Linked DNA regions of Homo sapiens: region 2 is linked to region 1. A link is a loop called in an ENCODE intact Hi-C map of the cell type or tissue named here. Cell type or tissue: heart right ventricle. All regions are shown on one strand. Links, peaks and the distances in the headings refer to the core of each region. The heading gives the core; the rest is flanking DNA. Region 1 overlaps CDK17 (cyclin dependent kinase 17). Region 2 overlaps CDK17 (cyclin dependent kinase 17).

Region 1 (4,408 bases), core at 177-4,176:
TGGTTGTACCAACTTATACGTATATCACTAGCATATAATAGTTCTGGTTGTTCTCCTTGCCAACTTTTGATAATGTCTTTTAAAAATTATTATTTTAAGTTTTCTAGCAAGTTGATAGTGGTCTCTTGGTTTTATTTTGCATTTCTCTGATGACTAAGTTGAACACCTTTCTGTGTGTTTATTATTCATCGTATGTTTATTGTATGTTTATATTTAGATACTCTCTTTTGTGAATTAACTACCCAAGTCTGTTTTTCTTCTTTTTTCTATTGGGTTTTCTGTCTTTTTTATTGGTTTATACGAATTTTTAAGTATACTTTATATACAGGACCTTTGTCAGTTACATGTCTTACAAATATATTTTCTTAATATTTAGTAATTAACCCAGCACCATTTATTCAAAGGATAACTTTTCTTATTGCAGTATCACTTTAATGTAAATTCAGGTGATTGTTTATGTGAGAATCTCTTTTGGATGACTATAGTCCTGTAGTAGAGATACATATAAAGTGCTTTGGGACAACAAAAGAGGCAGCAAGTAAAATGCCTTGGCAAATCACAAGCTTACAGAGATAGCACTTGAGCTGGTCCTAGAAGGATGGGCAGAAATTTGTCAGTCAAAAACGGCCTATGAATGAAGGGTGTTGTAAGAAGAGGAAACTTCATGTACTAAAACTAAAACCCAGAGGTTTGGGTGTAGATGTCATGTTTGGGAAATCAGAACTGATATGAAGGGTAATATGGAATAATATAAAAGCTATGGCTTGAACGGACAGGACAGATCCAGAATGAAAAGCCTTAGAGGTCAGGCCAAGAAGTCTGGACTTCTTCCCATGTAATGAGAAGACATCAAAGGTATTTATTTAAACAAAGGCTGACATGGTCACATTTTTGTTTCATAGCAATAGCTTTAGGAAAAGTACAAACAATGAATTAGAGAGAAAGACTAGAGGCAGGGAGAATTAGGAATGTATTCAAAATTAAGGATGATGTGGCAATCAGATGGAAATAGAAAGCAGAACATAAATCCTAGGGACCAGGAAGGGATAAAATACCACCTAATACCCACTTGGACTTTGCACCTGAAGGAAGAGAAATTGATGATGACTCTTGGATTGCTAGCAGTTGTTGTATCTCCTTTTTTACATTATTATTATTATTATTATTATTATTATTATTATTTTTGGAGACGGAGTCCTGCTCTGTCACCCAAGCTGGAGTGTAGTGGTGCAATTTTGGCTCACTGCAGTCTGCCTCCCCGGGTTCAAGCGATTCTCTGGCCTCAGCCTCCCGAGTAGCTGGGATTATAGGTATGCGCCACCATGTCCTGCTAATTTTTGTATTTTTAGTAGAGATGTGATTTCACCATGTTGGCCAGGCTGGTCTTGAATGCCTGACCTCAGGTGATCCACCCGCCTCGGCCTCCCAACGTGCTGGGATTACAGGGGTGAGCCACTGCATCCAGCCTTTACATATTATTATATAATGGAACTATTTTCTTTAGAGACAAGGTCTCACTCTGTCACCTAGGCTGGAATGCAGTAGCACGATCATAGCTCACTGTAATCTTGAACTCCTGGGCCCAAGCAATCCTCACATGTCAGGCTCCTGAGTAGCTAAGACTGCAGGTGTACACCATCACACCCAGCTAATTAAAAAACTTTTTTTTTTTTTTTTTTTTTTTAGAGATGGCATCTCACTGTGTTGCCCATGCTGGTTTCAAATGCCTGGGCTCAAGCGGTCCTTCTGCATTGGTTTCCCGAAGTGCTAGGATTATAGGTGTGAGCCGCCCATAGCATCTGGCCCCTGTGGGCCAGATTAGATATTCTAGTTAGATAGTCTACAAAATATTTTGGTGACATACTCTAAAAAATAAAATCACTTTATGCTGTATATACCATGAGCACATTGTTATTTGACATTCACCAGTATATAAATATGGTAAAAAGTATAACACAAACTTGATTTTGGTATAAGCATATGATTATCATAATTTAGCATCACTGCTTAAGACATTTTTTGTGTGTGTGTGTGTCTGTGTGTGTGAGACAGAGTGTCACTTTGTCGTCCAGGCAGGAGTACAATGGCGCGATCTCGGCTCGTTGCAACCTCTGCCTCTGGTTCAAGTGATTCTCATGCCTCAGCCTCCTTAGTAGCTGAGATTACAGGCATGTGCCACCATGCCTGGCTAATTTTTGCATTTTTAGTAGAGATGGGGTTTTGCCGTGTTGGCCAAGCTGGTCTTGAATTCCTGACCTCAAGTGATCCACCTGCCTCAGCCTCCCACAGTGTTGGGATTACAGGCATAAGCCACTGTGCCTGGCCAAGACATTTTTATTGGGATGATTTTGCCATTTGATTGTCAAGTCAAAAGTTTTCTTCGGCTATCAGTTTTTATCAAAGATTGGTACTTAGGATAAATTTTGAGGTTGTATTTGTTCCAATTGGGAGTAAAAATGTGATTTAATCACCATGTAATTTTTTTAAGCTATCATTTAGGAGCTATCTTTTACAGTCTACATGATATTAAGAAAAACAGTGCCCTCTAATGAATGCTAAGTGATTAAAGTTTTTATTTATGGTTAAGTGTTCCTACCTACCTCCCCCGCTTTTTTTTTGAGACAGAGTTTCACTTTTGTTGCCCAGGCTGGAGTGCAATGGCATGATCTCGGGTCACCGCAACCTTCGCCTCCCGGGTTCAAGCGATTCTCCTGCTTCAGCCTCCCGAGTAGCTGGGATTACAGGCATGCGCCACCACACCCGGCTAATTTTGTATTTTTAGTAGAGATGGGGTTTCTCCATGTTGGTCAGGCTGGTCTTGAACTCCCCATCTCAGGTGATCCTCCTGCCACAGCCTCCCAAAGTGCTGGGATTACAGGCGTGAGCCCCTGCGCCTGGCCTGCCTACTTCCCTTTTCAGAAAATTCTGAAATGGCTTATAGATTTCAGATAAATCATGCCAGCTATGTTTTGGATTTTACTGATGCATCCATTTCATTATTCATCTACCTTAGTAAAGCATACTTTTTGGAAATACATTAAAAATTATTCTTCAAAATGAAAATCTCTACCCTAGGTTTATATTTGAACATAGTCAGTGAAGGGAGGGCATGTGAAAGTTAGGGATGGATGGAAAAGGAGTGGGAAAAAGAAACTCATTTTTTTATATGTATTAGAATTTGTGTATCTGTGGATAATATATTCTTTATATACCTAAAAAGTAAAAGTTTTTTCAAAGAGATCAGTTCTTCAGCATAGAAGTCTGGACCCTTGGTTTATGTGTAAAGGAGATGGGTAAAGATTAGGGATGGATAGAAAGGAGGTAGGAAAAGAAAAATATTCTTCACATGTACTAGACTTCATTTTTCCATGGATAATATACCCTTAATCTAAAAAATAAAATATTTTTTAAGGTAAAATGTAAAATTTAGCCTTGTCTTCTAAAAGTTTTAAACTTTCAATGTGTTGTTCTCATATATATATATAATTTTTTTTTTTGTACAAATTATTTGTAGAGACAGGGTCATACTATATTATCCAGGCTTGTCTTGAACTCCTGGCCTCAAGCAGTCCTCCCGCTTTGGCCTCCAAAATCACTGACATTACAGGTGTAAGCTACCTCTCCTGGCCTATTTTCATATTTTCTAATGGCAATATATAATGAGTAGTAAAAATAACATAAAACCTTTGCTTGAGTAGGAATTAAGAAACAATTCATTTTTCCTGGAGAAAGTTATACAGTAGGGCTGAATGGGTCTAATATAAATTTATGGTCATCAATCTCGCATAGATCCCCAGTGTTGTCTGGCTATCCCACTGTCTTTCTCTGATTAACTCTTCCTCTCTTACTGTAAGCAGATGATCTCTCTTCCTATATCATAAAAAAGAGAGAGGGCCAGATGTTGTGGCTCATGCCTGTAATCCCACCACTTTGAGAGGCTGAGGCAGGAGGTTTGCTTGAGCCCAGGAGTCCAAGACCAGCCTGGGCAACATAGTGAGACCTCCATCTTTACAAAAAATTAACAAAACTAGCCAGGCGTGGTGGCACACCTTTGTAGTCCCAGCTACTCAGTAGGTAGGAGGTGAGAAGATCACTTGAGCCCAAGAGGATGAGGTTGTGGTGAGCCATGATTGCACCACTGCACTCCAGCCTTGTCGACAGAGCAAGAGACCCTGTCTCAAAAAAAAAGGGGGTGGCCATTAACCGAAAACTCCCTCCTTTTCTGTATAACAAACTTGCAAATCTACCTATGCATATACCCATTCTGTTCTTTTTTGTTTTTAATCTTGAGAAGTTGTCCCCCTTACTATCCCATCTTTTCAGGATGCTTAAGACTATCTGTTATCCCTATAAACTGATGTGTGTTCAGTCTCCCATTTCTTACCTTAATCCTTTCCAGTGACTTTTT
Region 2 (4,346 bases), core at 347-4,346, 70 kb before region 1:
CATTTTTATCTTCCGATGAGGAAATGTTTCGATATGTTAGAAATTGGTTTCACCATTTTGTTTGGGGAAATAAGAGATATAAATAGTAGATTTACTTCTGGACACGGTGGCTGATGGCTGTAATTCCTGCAAATTTGGGAAGCCAAGGTGAAAGGATTGCTTGAGCCCAGGAGTTTGAGACCAGCCTGGGCAACATAGTGAGATCCCCGTCTCTACAAAAAATGTTTAAGAAATTAGCCAGGCATAGTAATGTGTGCCTGCAGTCCTAGTTACTCAAGAAGCTCAACCTGTGGAAGGATTGCTTAATCCCAGGAATTTGAGGTTGCAGTGAGCTATGATGGCACTGCACTCCAGCCTGGGGGACAGACTTGAGACCCTGTCTCAAAAAAAAAAATTAGATTTAAAAAATATAGAAATGATAGATGCTTTTGTTTAACTATAAATATCAGCATATCTTATAATCAAGAATATAAACATTAATTGTTTCTATAAATTGTTCTGCATTTCTTTAGCCTTTATCTCCCTGCTAATATAGGTGATCATAAATCACTTTCCATTTAACAGTAATTCAGTAAACTTACATACAGGTTCTGATAATATGTTAATTTTAGCAGCTGTACTGCATTTCAGCACTTTAAATTCAACTGAGTTTGACTTGAAATACCTCCATTTTACTAAATTTAGATTTTTTTGGTACATAATTGTCCCTAGGTTTGAGCTACTCTGTCTCATAGTATGTATTTATGCTTCAGAAATTAATATCTTTTTCTTTCTTAGTATTTGAACCTTCAGATTCTTCCACTATTATAACCATTTTAAGTTCTTTTTAAAATTAAACTTATTTTTTTGGGATAGATAAAACTCAAGTATGTAGAAAGATGTACACGAAGTCTTATTTCTTCCTTTGCTTGCTACTTTATTTTCCTTCCACACTTTTTGGTATCCTGTTTATCCTTCCAGTGTTTTCCTTTTGTAGTTACAAACAAATGTGTATTTTATTCTGGAGATCTTTCCATATCTAGATAAAGATCTTTATTTTTAATAGCTTCATAGTATTTTCTTATGTAGATGTACCGTAGTTTAGTCACTCAATCCTTTGTGGCTATTTGGGTTGTTTTCTATTTTTTGCTGTTACAATGCCAAATGAATAACAATATACATGTAACATTTTCTATTTGAACAAGCAATTGTAGATCTTTAGGTCAAGTATTTTCTTCCACTGTCAGCTGAGAGAACCTAGAAGCAACAATATCCCTGTAGCAGTGAGCACACCTGGTGCCCAGATCTTGGTTTCTAACACCATTCTCCAGTAAAAGGAACCAGGCCTTTGTGGAGAAATGGCTGATTCTAGGACTGGGGCAGCTAATAAAACTGTAAGATCAACCTGGAGTATCTTGTAGTGCTGGAAAGGAAGGAACTATTCAAACAAAAACACGAATGAGTTATGTCAAAGGGACACAGCCAACTGAAAGAGTTCCCAGTAGCCAATACTGGAATAATTTGAGCAACAAAAAAGTAATATTGAATTATAACCCAAAGTATAAAATAATATCCATGAGTTCATGCTGATAGAAGTAAATGACTGACTAAATAAATAAATGGGGGAAGAATAGACAAATCTGTGCATAATTAGATACACAGCCCTCAAGGAAGTATAATACAACTCCCCACCTTTCAAGTGTGAGCTACATGAGGTGACTTCCTGCCAATAAGTACCATACTAATGTAAGATCTTACTAGCGGAAACTGAGTGTGTGGTTTAAGGGAACTCTTTACTATTTTTCTGTAAATCTAAAACGATACTAAAAGTTCACTTTTAAAAAACTGCTTCTGGGCCGGGCGCAGTGGCTCACGCCTGTAATCCCAGCACTTTGGGAGGCCAAGGTGGGCGGATCACGAGGTCAGGAGATCAAGACCATCCTGGCTAACACGGTGAAACCCTGTCTCTACTAAAAATACAAAAAATTAGCTGGGCGTAGTGGCGGGCGCCTGTAGTCTCAGCTACTTGGGAGGCTGAGGCAGGAGAATGGCGTGAACCCGGGAGGGGGAGCTTGCAGTGAGCCGAGATCGCACCACTGCACTCCAGCCTGGGCGACAGAGCGAGACTCCATCTCAAAAAAAAAAAAAAAACGAAAAAAAAAAACTGCTTCTGTAATTCTGATGCTGCCAGATTGCCATTTTGTACTACCACCTAAATGTGCAACAGGCCTGTTTCCCATAACCTCAGCAACTGAATGTGTTGTCAGACTTTTTGAGTTTTGCATTTGATAGATGAGAACTGGTTTAACTCAGGTTATTGTATTTTTCTCATTATCAATGACATTGGACATTTTTTCATATGTTTAAGGGGCATTTTACGTTTTTTCCCTTCTTTGAATTCTCATGTCCTTTATTTTTCTCTTAGGTCATTGGTCTTTGTTTTCAGGAATTTTCTGTTGGGAGATTAGCCCTTTATTTGTGATGTGGGTTGCAAATATGTATATTTTAGATTATGTTTTTTCATGCATAACTTTCGACTTTTATATGGTGAAGTAATTTTTTCTTTTATGTTTTTGGATTTTGAAATATATTTAGAAAAGTCTTCACCATTCCAAGGTTATAAGGAAGTTCATCCACATTTTCTTCTAATACTTGTGGTTGTGTTTTTCACATTTGGATTTTAAAATTTGGATCCTTCAGTTCCTCTCAATCTTTGAGGCATTTTAAATGCTTACCCCTTGCTTTCTGGTTATACCTGCATCAGCATGGTTGTGGCCATATAGGTGATTCAGATGACTTATAGTAAAAGAAATACTTAGGCATTTACTCTCAGTAAGAAGTCTCAACTTTCTGATTACTGATCATGATTATTATAGTAAATGGAAACTCCTTTAGAGTTTCTTTTCACTGTTAAATTGTATATTTTGTAGTATTTTTTCTACTGATTATCAGTATTGTGGATTATTCATGTATCAATTGGTTTTTTCCTTATCCTGTTTCTTATAGGATTCCTTTTTAGATTATTAAACCTGTCTGTGATCTGTTTCTCATCTTCCTTAGAACTCCTACTGGTTTTATGGTCCTCTGATTACTAAACTCTATTTTATAATCTTCAGAAGTTTAATTAGTAGGCCAGTTTGCTGTTTTAACTCATTAAGAAACTGGCCAGTAGTGTCAGTGGATACTGCCTAATATAGGGTGATGATTTATCTTAACCTTTTATAACAGTATTAATATTTTCCCCACATTGCTTGTGATGAGACTAGTGTCACTGAACTGAGCTTGTAACAGACATTTGGGAAGCTGTCTGGTGGTACTGCGGAATTTTGGCTGCTGGAAAATACCACCAAAAATTATCTGTTGAGTATATTGCTTATAAGCATTTGTAGGGGGCCATGTGGGTGTTGATAAGAATGGCAAACCAGAAAGGAACATCAAAGTTGGAGTGTTTATTATTGATGTTTTGGAGTCTGGTTTAAGTATTTCAAAGCTTTATTAGAATTAGGTGAGGATCATGATATAATAGTTTGATTGGACAGACATACCAAGGTAAGAGTTTTGAGGTAAGCTTTTTCAGTGTCTTAGAAAGTGAACAATCATTTGCTACTATTTATTGAAAAATTGAATAGTCTGATGTTGGTTTATATGGGTTTTTTGGGAAGTTCCTGAAATGAACAATGAAGTTTTTTGTAGCTCTTATCTGCCTGAGCAGGAGTTTCCTGGAATAGCAAAGTCATGTTGTTGAAGACAGCTGTATAATGATAGTTAATATAGATTGTAAACTTGGTGTAGACAGTTTCAGTTCTCAGTGTCCATTTAGAACCACAAGAAACTTGAACATGTATTTATAAAAAGTCTGATTCTTAGGCTCATTTGCAAAGACAATGCATTCTCTTGGTGAATAGTTTGACTTTCAATTTTTCCCCTGGGGAATGAGGCCTGACTTTAACAATTAGGTGTCAGACATGCCCAAGTAGGCAGTTGGATAGGTGAGTCTGCAGCTTAATAAAGAGGTCAGGATCACTGTAATACCAGCAGTTTGGGAGGCCAAGGCAGGTGGATCACCTGAGGTCAGGAGTTTGAGACCAGCCGGGCCAACATCGTGAAACCCCATCTCTACTAAAAATACAAAAAATTACCCAGGCGTGGTGGTGGGTGCCTGTAATCCCAGCTACTCAGGAGGCTGAGGCAGGAGAATCACTTGAACCCAGGATGCGGAGGTTGCAGTGAGCTGAGCCCAGGATGCGGAGGTTGCAGTGAGCTGAGATCGCGCCATTGTACTCCAGCCTAGGCAACAAGAGCAAAACTCTGTCTCAAAAAAAAAAAAAAAAAAAAAGGTTAGGATCAGAGATGGAAATTTGGGAGTC

Evidence for each region. Hi-C counts contacts between places; a loop is a spot of excess contacts. Peaks named below come from ENCODE experiments on the same cell type or tissue, not always from the same donor. Only the 100,000 strongest peaks of a DNase experiment are listed, where the experiment ranks them.
Region 2: it touches region 1 in a loop (2.4-fold over the local background); 2 of 110 quality-filtered maps call a loop at or near these places.

What each region holds. Positions count from the first base shown.
Region 1 is chr12:96,305,506-96,309,913 of GRCh38, reverse strand. The region is part of intron 5 of CDK17 (cyclin dependent kinase 17); the gene reads left to right. Among named protein-coding and RNA genes, the nearest start is that of CDK17, 93 kb to the left of the region's middle. In heart right ventricle, for the core only: a CTCF peak has its summit at 2,557; no DNase peak of the experiment used is centred there.
Region 2 is chr12:96,375,480-96,379,825 of GRCh38, reverse strand. The region is part of intron 1 of CDK17 (cyclin dependent kinase 17); the gene reads left to right. Among named protein-coding and RNA genes, the nearest start is that of CDK17, 23 kb to the left of the region's middle. In heart right ventricle, for the core only: no CTCF peak of the experiment used is centred there; no DNase peak of the experiment used is centred there; H3K27ac peaks cover 1,849 bases.